Regions from separate parts of the Homo sapiens genome. Here region 1 is linked to region 2. A link is a contact called in ENCODE Hi-C or POLR2A ChIA-PET data. All regions are on one chromosome and are shown on one strand. The core of a region is the stretch at or near the end of the contact, and the rest is flanking DNA. Distances in the headings are between cores, read along the strand shown.

Region 1 (6,324 bases), core at 3,421-5,920, 300 kb after region 2:
GTGTGTTCACATTGTTTGCTCTTTTTCATTAACGGGATTATCAAACAACCCAAAAACCTATTTATTACTTCTATTTGAAATGTATCTCCTCCTCTGTGCTATGATCTGAAATTTTTGGTCATAATTTCCTTCTCAATGTTAGACTTTCTCTTGATTCCATTCTTTATTGTAGCCACTTTTGCTTCACATTCCATTTTTTCCCCTGAATTTTCTTCCAGTTCTTTAATAAGTATATGACAAAGTTGGGCATGGTGGCTCATGCCTATAATCCTAGCACTTTGGGAGGTTGAGGCAGGAGGATTGCTTTAGGCAAGGAGTTTGAGACCAACCTGGGTAACACAGTGAGGCCACACCTCTACAAAAAATAAAAAGCCAGGCATGGTGGCACGTGCCTGTAGTACTAGCTTGGGAAGCTGCAGTGGGCAGGTTGCTTGAGCCCAGGAGTTTGAGACTGCAATGAGCTGTGATTGCTCTAGGGCACTCCAGCCTGGGTGACAGCAAGACCCTGTCTCTAAAACAAAACAAAACACAATTAAAAAACCCCAAAACCAATAAATAAATAAATAAATAAATAATAAGTCAAATGATGTCTGTCACTTTTCACTTGGTTTACTGGAACTTTCCAAAGCAACTTTCCAAATTTCTGCTAAAATGGCACATTCCCCGGTCAGTTTCTCCTTAGCAGGATCCCAAAACTGCTTGCAGCCATTCTAATGCCAGAGACATCAGGCAAATGTGACAGACAGGAAGTTCTAGTGAAAGGAGACAGTTGTCTGAACCAGTTGTGGTTAAAATATCTTACTTTTGAAAATTTTATGTAAACATATGACCAGGTGAGCACATTGCTGGGACCCCTTGAAAGGGTCATTAGCTCCATAGGAAACCTGCCACATCTCCCTGTAATTCTTCTGTTCCCCAGGAAGTGCCAGAGTTTGAGGACAATTTTGTATGACTTACTGGTTCCATTCTGTTGTTCTTGTCTGCACAAAAAAATTCATTTAGATCAGGTGGATGGAAAGTCAGTCTAAAATAGAAAAATTCAGAACTAGATTTTTTAAAAATATACTTTTTAAGGTACAAACTAGAAAACAAAAGACTGGTCTGGTTTTGTTCCTGGAATAACTTGACCTTGGGTAAATCACATACTAATTTATAAAATCAGAGGACTGGTGTATCTACCCAAGGAAATAAGTAGTTAATTTCTAAGATCCCTTCTAACTCTAAATCTTGTAAACCAAAAATAAAATTCTAAGTCTCCCCAACCATTTTAATTCACCCATCCTCTGGGCCAAGAGCATTCCAAAGTTAACCTGAAAAACTAGTTCAGGCCATGATGGGAAGGGGAAGCCAGACATGCCTCATTATACCTGCCTCAGTTTTTAGAAGTACTGATAGAACAGACTCTTTAAGTCTGGTAAGAAACATTTACAATCTATTCTCTGAAGCTTGCTACCTGGAGGCTTCCCCTACATGATAAAACCGTGGTCTCCACAACCCCTTATCTTAACCCAGACATTCCTTTCTATCGATTCCAAGTCTTTAGACAGTAACTTAACAAATCTTTCGGCAAATTGCTAATGAGAAAATGTTTGAACCTACCTGTGATGTGGAAGCCCCTCTGCTTCTAGTTGCCCTGCCTTTCCTGAACAAACCAACGTATATCTTACTTGTATTGATTGATGTCATTTGCCTCCCTAAAATGTATCAAGCCAAATTGTAGCCTGATCACCTTGAGCACATGTTCTCAGGAGCTGCTGAGGGGTGTGTCACAGGTCACTCACATTTGGCTCAGTATAAATCTCTTCAAATATTTTACAGAGTTTGACATTTTTCATCAACAAACTCTATGAACTTAATATGCATGTAGAATACACACTAGGCTGTTTCCAAGAAGACAGCACATCAAGCCTCTTTAAAATTTAAAAATGAACTTGCAGTAATTACTTGTAATTAGTGTAATTATCTTTTATAAGTGTGCTACTAGGTTGGAATATTTTGGTTTTAGTAAATAGACTAAATGTTTGAACTAGTCACTATGTCATGCATATTATTAATTGGCCTAAAACCTCACATACGTCTATTATACTATGCAATTTTCATATAGTCCTATTTGTGGTGATTACCACAGATTCAGTATTGTCAAATTAATATATGTATAGGTATACATATACAGTACTTGGCAAAAGCATCCTTTGAATCAGTAGACTTTCTTTTCTGTTGTTGAAAATTTGGCACCTTCTAGGAAATGTGTGTTTTTAAAAATAAATAAAAGATAAAAGTCTTTTGCTATAATCTACTTTGTATTTCAAAGTTTTATTGTTTCTTGGGGAAGATTGACGCTATTGTCACCATAGTATTGCAACCAGCCAGTTTCTAAGTTTTCAGATCTGTGAAAGCAGGTGTTGGGCCCCATTCTTTCTTTCCCCAAAGGCCCTTATACAAATTGACACCATCCCTCCCCAGTGACCTGCTTTGCATTCCAGAGATCTCCAAGATGAACAGGGATTCTTTTGTACACCCTTTATCATCCTCCAATGCCTCCTGGACAATACACTTCAAAACCAAGAGGGGCTGATCAAATGATTCTTCCTGGGACAAGAAGATGTGCTGCAGCTTCCATCTGCAGAGAGGAGACCAGCTGGAATAACTGAACACCTTCTCTGAATAGGTCCCTTGTTTGAAGTTGGCCTTAGTAAGTTCCCCATTACATAGACAACCAAGCAGATGCATGGCTAGTGATGCCACATATTGGGGGAAACTCTTAGACCCTAAGGACACTTACTAGGGTAACACTTATGGCCTATCCTTACCAACTGGCTTAAGTCTCCCTCAGGAGGTACTGGTGGTTTGGGAATAAGTTGCTGGCCTGCTTCATTCAGGCTTTTCCCCTCCCTTTCTGTTTTTGGGATTGGCCTGCCCCAGAGCACACACTCTGTTCTGCAGTTGGTTATGAAATACAGGCTCTGCATCTGTGGGTGAGACCTGTGCTTTTTCTAGGGCTGCCTGTGGCTGTGTGGGTGAGTCTGCCTAATTCTTGGGTTCAGTTATCAGGACACCCATTGTTGTTGCATACCTAAGCCACATGCTCCCTTTCAGCTTTTATGAGCAGTCAAGCTGCTGATTTTTACATCTTTATCTGCTTGATTCCTTTATACCTTTCAGTTGGTTCAGAGATTGAGTGGGGAAGAAGGCTGTTATGTATATTGACTCTCTCAAACCTCCACACTATGTGCTAGCCACAGGAAACTAAATTAGTCAAGACATAGTTCCTTTGCAAGGTGAATGGACAATCTGGCAACTATGAAGACCCCAAAATGACAAACTTGCAAGGATAGCGCACACCCAAAATTGGGCAGTCACAATTCTCTACCCCTTTATTCACCCAGCACAAGTTACTCCACCCTCTGGATGAGCCATCACACAGGACTACTTGTGGACTTAACTATGTATATTGAAGCTAATGTTGAGAGTGGTATTGCAACATTTTTTTTTTTCTGTATGTGTGTTGGAATGGGAGAGACTAGACAGGGAGGTGAGGGAAAGGGAGGAGCAAGCAGGCTGGAAACTCTTCAAGGCAGACTCTGGTGCTAACTGGTTGTAACCTGCCAGGGCTCAGTGGGGTGCATTATCTCATCAGCCTGGTCCTGCTCATTTAATTCAGCAAACTCCATTTGAGCATGTGCTAAATGGCAGGTGCATTTCACATTCTTTGCCCTTGGTTTCAAGGTCCCTTCATTAGGCTGTGCTGGCATGCTTGGTCAAACTTCTGATTTAGACCAACTGATTAATCCTTGAACCCCAAATACAACTTTTCTTTGCTTTACTTTGTTCCTTTTCTCGGTGTCACTCTGTTCAGCTGGAATGGGCTTCTCCCAATCCCTGCCGTTTGTGATCCTCTCCATCCGTCCAAGCCATCTGCCTTGACTGCCTGAGTGGATGTGAGCTTTTACTTTACAGGGACCCTTCTTCTGCTATTCTTGAATCTGTTTCTTTAATGAGTAACCAGATGAATTTCATTTTCTTCTCCAGATTCTCTCTGGTGGGGCCCCTGAATTGGTTTTTCATAGTTCTGTCCCATCAGGCGTCTGATATAAAATGACCTCACAGACACAGAAGCAATCTCATACTTCTCAAAAGACACATATGGGTATCTATTTGATTTATAGTTTTAGATATCCTGTTTCAGCTCAGATTATACACTTTTGGAGGGATGTATGTTTTGCATCTTTTAAGATACTTAACAACTGATATTTAATTAATAGCAACAGAGAATGCACAAGTTTCACCCCAAATTCTGTAAGACACATATCAGAGAAGTCTACTATGAACTCAAAATGCTTTATCCTAAAACTTCATATGCATTTTGCATTCTTCTCTGTAGTATATCCATGCTTGTTTTAATATAAAAATGTTATGAATTGCTTACCCTGAATAAACCTAATGCTCCAAGCAGATCTGCAATGTTGAATTGCTGAGTCTATACCATTTGATACACTGCCACCTACCCCTGTCGTGTATTTCAGTTTCAGAAGCATGGGTAGTAGATGCTCAAGAAATGTTTATTGAATGAAGAAACGAATGAGAAATTTGATAATACTAATGGAATTCTTGTATTTAGGTAACTCCTTCTAGAAATTTATACATTGAGTCACAGTTTTCCAAGGGAGCTAACTCACAGCATGATGTAAGTTGCATTTGATCTGTGGTTTCTTTCAAGTCAGACCAGTTAGTGCACTGACGCAATCATTCTTTAATTGGCTTCACTTTGCTGGTGGGAAAATGGAGGCTCAGGAAGGTAAATGAGCATCACAATATGCCATTCATAACTAGACCATCGCAGCTCTGCTTCTGGGGCCCCCAGGTGACTCTCTCCTTCATGCCCTCAGATCCTCAGATCATGCCCCCAACCCCTTCCAAAGGCAGCTCTTATCCTGCTGGACTGTGATCACCTGAGCTGACTCCACTTCTGGGCCATGAGCTCCTCCTGGCTGGGACTATGTCTTGCTCATCTCTATGCACTCAGGGATGATGATGGCCCCTCACCCACAGAGGGCTCACAGTTAATGTTCAGAGGATGACTACGTAAAAATGTATATATCCAAGAAACTGCTGAATGATCCATACATTTTTTTTTAAATATAGATTTTTGATTTCCTAGACATGCCTTCTAAGTAAACCTTAAAAAGAATCTGCTAGGATGGTGCTCTTGATGATAAGTCTAAGTGAAAGAAAACCTAATGTTCATGTTAGGATATGAACTCAATGTTTCTTAAAACTTTTTTATTTTATTTTTACTACATTGAAAATGTTTGTTCAGGCAGACCTTTTTACTTTGGGGGCACCAAAGTGATTGATGCCCTTTAATCTCATTGAGAAACCCTCTTGGCCCTGGCCACAGGGATAAATTTGGTTGGCACTTCTGGCTCTGCTGCTACAGGCACATGGCTTGTCTGGTCCTCTGTGGGGATATTAATTGCCATCACTGCTCCTTTTTTAGGAGCCTGTGTTATATCTGCTGCAGGACAAATGGCTTTTCATATATCCACAGAGTTGTATATTCATCATCACTTTTGGAACATTTTCATCATCCTCCAAAGAAACTCCATACCCTTTTGTCATCACTCTCTAACCTCCCCTACCCTCCCATCCTCTGCCCTCATCACCCCCTGCAACACATACATGCATGGGAAACTAGCCATGTGCACAATGAGAAAGCTCTGTTGCAAATACAATAAGTGACTTTGAATATGAATGTCAGGATTATTATTATTATTTTAATTTATTTAATTTATTTATTTTTTTTAGAGATAAGGTCTCACTATGTTATCCAGGCTGGTCCTGAACTCCTGGGCTCAGGCAGTACTCCAACCTAGGCCTCCCAAAGTGCTGGGATTACAGGTTTGAGCTACCACACCTGGCTGCAAGGATTACTTTGTTTTCAAGTGACTAAAACCCAGACTAAACAGTCTTGGACAAAAGGGAGAATTTTCTGACTGTAATGGTAATTTTATATGTCAACTGGGCCTTGGGGTGCCCAGATATTTGGTTACATATTATTTCTGGGTTTGTGTGTGAGAGTGATTTTGGGTGAGACTAACATCTGAATCAGTAGACTGAGTAAAGCAGATTGCCCTCCCAAATGTGAGTTATCCTCTTCCAACCAGTTGAAGGCCTGAATAGAACAAAAAGGCTGGCCCTCCCCCAGATAAAAAAAGGAACTCTTCCTGCCTGACCACTTTGAGCTGGCAGTCAGTCTTTTTCTGTCTTCTGACTCAAACCAAAACATCTGGTCGTCTTGGGTCTTGAGCCTCCTGGCTCTTGGAC
Region 2 (6,301 bases), core at 1,904-4,403:
ATTTATTCAAAGATAAAACATCTGCTCTTTCCAAATATATTTAAAAATCATTCTCAAGCTCCTTTGAAATAGAGATAGAAATATTTAATTACTTGAAACAACAGTTTTTGAAGATATTGTTAATTAAAATCCAGATTTTAAAATTTCTATTCAAAAAGCTCCCAGTTACTGGATTTGTATTTTTATAACATAATGCATATTTATTTTATTGTCTTGAAGCTGGAATTATTAATACCAACATAGTTTCACTGACAATACAGGTTATACAGATGCTTAGGGAAGAAAGGGGTATCTGCCATCAAAATTGGCTAGTCCTAATGGAACAGAACGAGTAAAATTCTATGAATCACCCATAGTGTGAATATAGCAGAGCTGTTTTGAGCATGAAGTAGGTACTATTAATAATGATGCCAGAAAAGAGACTTAAACTGCAACTACCCAGGGTGTACGGAGACCTCTTACAGTCACCTTCTCCATGAAGCACTCATCACAAAGTAAAGGCTCACTATTTACTGCCAAAACTTGCCTTGTTTCCTAAATTGTCAGTAGTAAACTACATTTTCAATCAACTATAGGTTCTTTACCATTAAAGCCACCTTTGATATCACTCTAGTTTTAAACCACAGAGGTGAGTCAGCAAGGCTGTAACAAAATAAAGGTCTAAACCAGGAAAGGAAGAGCCAATAAACTGCAGAGGCAACCAAATATAAGAGCAAAAATAACTCTTAAGAGGACAAGGCCAAGCACAGTGGCTTACGCCTGTAATTCCAGCACTTTGAGAGGCCAAGGCGGGCAGATCACTTGAGGTGAGGAGTTTGAGACCAGCCTGGCCAACATGGTGAAACTCTGTCTCTACTAAAATAAAAAACCAAAAATTAGCCAGGTATGGTGGCACACACCTGTAATCCCAGCTACTCGGGAGGCCGAGGCAGGAGAATAGCTTGAACCCGGGAGGTGGAGGTTGCAGTGAGCCGAGACCACGCCACTGCACTCCAGCCTGGGTGACACAGTGAGACTCAGTCTCAAAAAATAAATAAAAAGTAAATAAATAAATAAATAAATAAATAAATAAGAATTAGAGAACCAATAGGGTTAAAAGGAAAAGATGAAAAGATCATCCAGTAAAATTCAATGGGCAAGTCCAAAACATAGATAAATGTTTATGCATGGTTAACCTTAATCAAAATGCACTGTATTCAAAGCAATTTAGAAAAAGCTAACTTCATAATCTTAATATTCCTTAAACCCCCACTCTAAACCTAGAAAACCAGAATCTATTGTTTAATAAGATCCCCTACGTGATTCTTAAGCACGTCCAACTTTAAGGGCTACTTAACAGGAAATTTTGGAAGCCTAAGAAATAATAAAGAGAAATTTTCTGTATTGATTACAATGAACGTTTCATAGTTTTTTTTTAAAGTTTCTTCATCAAGTTGACTAGAAATGTGCATCAGCTTATACTTCCTCTTGAGGACAGTGTAAGAGATCATCAAACGGCCCATTTAATCTTAACTCACTCTTTAGAAACACAAAAACCCATCAAAAGTCTAAGTAAAAGAACTAAGTATAAGAAGAATTTAGGTAAGATTACTATGATTTACTTTGTAATAACTAAAATTATTTTGGATTGTTTAACAGTTTAAATAAGTCAGTGATGGCATGTTTGCTTTGCTAGATAGACTAATCCTCATCCTGATTGCCATCTTTCTGCAAAGAATCATCTGAGATGGTCTAGGTTACCTTTACAGCTAATTTTTTTTAAAACAAAACAAAATGACTCAGATTAATAAATTTTATTATTAAAATAAAACAAAGTATGTATTCTACCCCCATATGTAGCAGGATGGGGTGGGAGAGATGAGTGGAAGGCATGTAGGTATACCCTAGTGGACAATCCATTCCACTGAGGACAGGTCATTGAAGACAGGTCCATACAACAAAATAACTAATAAAAGCAACCACTTCAGAACTGCAAATCAGGATACTGGGCACATACAGGAAATGTGTTAAGCCAACAATTGTTATCTCTAAAAAATAAAACATCCGGCCTTCCAAAAACAGTCACACAGAATCACAGAACCCCACCCCCTCGCTTTTTTTTTTTTGAACTGGAGAGATTTTAGCAATCATTTATCATAATCTCTTAAATTCCATGAGACAACTGAAGACCAAGGAAGATAAGCAATATAGTAGGATCTCAAATCAAATTAATAAATATTTACTGAACACCTGCTACAGATAAAACACTATTCCAAGGGTTACAGAAAATAGAACTAAGTATAATATTGGACCCTTTCTTCAAAGCTTCCATTCTTTTTTTTTGGAGACAGGATCTTGCTCTGTCTCCCAGACTGGAGTGCAGTGGTGCGATCTCAGTTCACTGTAACCTCCGCCTCCCAGGTTCAAGCAATTCTCTTGCCTCAGCCTCCCCAGTACCTGGGATTACAGGTGCACACCACTACAGCTGGCTAATTTTTATATTTTTAGTAGAGACAGGATTTCACCATGTTGGCCATGCTGGTCTCAAACTCCTGGCCTCAGGTGATCCACCCACCCTGGCTTCCCAAAGTGCTGTGATTACAGGCGAGAGCCACAGCGTCCGGCCAAAGCCTCCATTCTCTATTTCCCAGGTAAGTTACTTGTATGTAGCTCTCTGATGTTACCAATATTCTTTTCTGTGGTCTAGCTTAGGGGTTGGAAAACTGACCCCCAAGGCCAAATCTGGCCCAACAGCTGTTTTTTTAAATAAAGTTGTAGTAAAATGCAGCCACACACATTCACTCGCATATCATCTAGAACCACTTTGGCTCTACAAAGCCAGAGCTAAGTACCTGCGACAAAGACCTGTGGCCTGCAAAGCCTAAAATATTTACTATCTGGCCCTTTACAGAAAAGGTTTACTAACTGCTGTTCTAGATTGATCATCGTTTGCTTAATTTGAGGTGGTTTTTTTGTTTTTCTCTTTCCATTTTGAAACTAAGGCTGGAGATCGCATCACTGCACTCCAGCCTAGGTGACAGAGCAACACTCCATCTCAAAAAATTAAAAAAAAAAAAAAAAAGAAAGAAAGAAACTAAGACTGGTTTTGCCTAGGGAACCATTGCCTACTGAGCAATGTGCTAGATGGTTTTGAAGGACAAGTCAGTGAGCTAAATATGGCAACTGACAGCACTTCTTGTTAACAAGTAAAAACTTGCTCTGGTACATGAAAGCTAGAGGACTCTTAACATTTATTTAACAAAGGTTTACTAACTGCTTAAGAAGTGCTTGCCACTGGGCTAAGCTCTGGGGTACCCACAAAAGTCAGACCAACTCAGTCCTCAACCCACTATCTGGTAAAAAGAAACAATACTTTCATGTTAAATAGAATAATAACTGAGGCTAGGCGGTGAGGAAAACTTATTAACCCCAACGATAGTCATACAAGAGATTTCCACTCCCCTTGTAGATTCCAGTTTCAGGAAGTCACCAGAATTGGAGGCTTATTAACTATAGCTGCCTCAACCCAAAGGCCACAACTTGTATCTGGGTGGGGTTAACCCTTGGACTGAATATTGCTTCCTGAATTCCCTTTATAGCATTTGATTTTTGTTTAACCTTTACAGAATATTCCTTTAGTTACATTTTAAACTTCAACTTAGCTTTATTCTTCTTAACCTATTCTACTCTTCTTTTTAAAACCGTATCTTTATTTTTTCAATATTTTGAGATAGACATTTTATTGTCTTATTCATCTTTTTACACCTTTATTATTTTAGTATGTTTTACTTGCTATTTATTTAGCGATACATTTACTTATCAATACATTTTTCTTATCTCCTTTGTTTCAATTATTTTACCTTAGATTCAATACTGCTTTCCTTTTGCTTCTTAAGTGAGGAATAAGCAGCTGTGATCATCAAAACAGTCATCCACCAGGAAGGTGCAGCAACTGAACAATTAGAGCAGGTGCAGCCTCAGAGTGGAGCTGAGTTCTGGGAGCCCTACGGTGTGCCTCACCCTTTAGTTTATGAAACATATGGTGGTCCTGGGATGAGGGCAGGGGTATTTGAGCATCACGAGCAATTGGGGGAGGAGATTTAGTAGTGGCTAAATATCAACTGATATGACAAATGGTAATATTTTAACAACCAGTGTCACCATACCAGTACATACTGGATATACACCAGTCTTGTGACTAGTATAATTTGCATTATAATTTATAATAATATTATAAGGGTATATATATATAAAGGATATATATGTAAAATTATATTAAAGGGATATATATAATTTTTATTACATAAAAATTTTATTAAATAAAAATTATATATCTCATTAATTATGTATATCCTCTTTATATATCCCTTATATTATTATTAAACATATATTTAATACATAAACATTTTTAAAAGATGGAGGAGACAGATGTATGTTTACTTCAATTAAGTTTCCTGCAAATTCTAAAAGCCAAGGAAATAAAGATCCTGACCCTAAATTTAACCATACTTAACTGTCCCAATTTTTAATAATATACATCCGTGTAACTTTGGGAGGCAGTCTAAAAAGACAGCTTTTAAAATAATTTTTTTACTGTCAATTTTTTTTTTACATTTTTTAAAATCATTTTTTACTTTTAATTTTTATGAATAGATAGTAGGTGTATATACACATGGGGTGCATGAGACATGTTCATACAAGCATGCAATGTGTAACAATCACAGGGTAAATGGAGTACCCATCACCTCAAGCATTTATCCTTTGCATTCCAGACAATCCAATTATACCTTTTTAGTTTTTTTAATGTACAATTAAATTATTTTTTACTATAGGCTGGTGCAGTGGCTCATGCCTGTAATCCCAGCACTTTGGAAGGCTGAGGTGGGTGGATCACTTGAGGTCAGGAGTTTGAGATCAGTCTGGCCAACATGGTGAAACCCATCTCTACTAAAAATACAAAAATTAGCTGGGCATGGTGGCACACACCTGTAATCCCAGCTACTTGGAAGGCTGAGGCAGGAAGACTGCTTGAACCCGAGAGGAGGAGGCTGCAGTGAGCCGAGATTGTGCTACTGCACTCCAGCCTGGGTGACAGAGTGAGACTCCATCTCGAAATATATATATACATATACATATATATATGTATATATATATAATTTTTTTTACTATAGTCACCCTGCTGTGCTAGCAAATACTAGATGTTATTCATTCTTTCTAACTATTACTATTTTTGTAACTATTGACCATCTCCACTTCCCCACTCCTAGCCTCTGATCTCATCACTGCTTTTCCCAGCCTCTGGTAACCATCCTTCTACTCTATCTCCATGAGTTCAACTGTTTTAACTTTTAGCTCCCACAAGTGAAAACATGTGAAGTCTGTCTTTTGTGCCTGGCTCATTTCACTTAACATAATGACCTCCAGTTCCATCCATGTTGCTGCAAGTGACAGAATCTCATCCTTTTTCACAGCTGAATAGTACTCCACTGTGTGTATGTACCACATTTTCTTTATCCATTAATCTGTTGGTGGACATTTAGGTTGCTTCCAAATCTCGGCTGTTGTGAATAGTGCTGCAATAAACATGGGAGTGATGATATCTCTTTGATATACTGATTTCCTTTCTTTTGGGTATACACCTAGTACTGGGATTGCTGGATCCTATATAGTCACTCTATTTTTAGATTTCTGAGGAACCTCCGTACAGTTCTCCATAGTGGTTGTACTAATGTACATTCCCATCAATAGTGTACAAGGGTTCGCTTTTCTCCACATCCTCACCAGCGTTTGTTACTGCCTGTCTTTTGGATAAAAGTCATTTTTAACTGGAGTGAGATGATATCTCACTGTAGTTTTGATTTACACTTCTCTGATCATCAATGATGTTAAGCACCTTAAAAAGATACTTAAGAAGTGATTAGACTAACTATAAAAATACCCAACAAAAACTACTGATATAGTACTGTTGCACGAACTTCTTAAAAAACCTTTGTATCTGAATCACACAATCATTTGGCAGTAGCTATATGGAAGACACACATTATGAACAAAAAAGGAAAGCTAGGGCCGGGTGTGGTGGCTCACACCTGTAATCCCAGTACTTAAGGAGACTGGGGCAGGTGGATCACCTGAGGTCAGGAGTTCAAAACCAACCTGGCCAACACGGTGAAACCCCATCTCTCCTAAAAATACAAAATTAGCTGGGTGTGATAGCGCATGCCTGTAACCCCAGCTACTCGGGAGGCTGAGGCAGGAGAATCGCTTGAACCCGGGAGGCAGAGGTTGTGGTGAGCCGAGATTGCACCATTGCACTCCAGCCTGG

The links. A loop is a pair of places that touch in the nucleus more often than their neighbours do. ChIA-PET counts read pairs that join two places held with the same protein, here RNA polymerase II (POLR2A). Pooled maps may share reads with other maps.
Region 1: a map of dorsolateral prefrontal cortex shows a loop between it and region 2 (3-fold over the local background). The contact joins two enhancer-like sites. A Hi-C loop is called at or near these places in 3 of 168 maps with a recorded cell type or tissue (CD4-positive, alpha-beta T cell and dorsolateral prefrontal cortex) and 4 of 50 pooled maps. POLR2A ChIA-PET finds 5 or more read pairs at or near these places in 1 of 52 experiments (T-cell).

Annotation. Positions count from the first base shown.
Region 1 is chr4:48,964,306-48,970,629 of GRCh38, forward strand. No RefSeq gene overlaps it. Among named protein-coding and RNA genes, the nearest start is that of CWH43, 19 kb to the right of the region's middle. Within about 2 kb of position 4,671, at least 3 of the 41 ENCODE cell types and tissues checked have a DNase peak (open chromatin) inside an H3K27ac peak, as active enhancers do.
Region 2 is chr4:48,665,343-48,671,643 of GRCh38, forward strand. All of the region lies in intron 3 of FRYL (FRY like transcription coactivator), which reads right to left. Among named protein-coding and RNA genes, the nearest start is that of FRYL, 110 kb to the right of the region's middle. Within about 2 kb of position 3,154, at least 3 of the 41 ENCODE cell types and tissues checked have a DNase peak (open chromatin) inside an H3K27ac peak, as active enhancers do.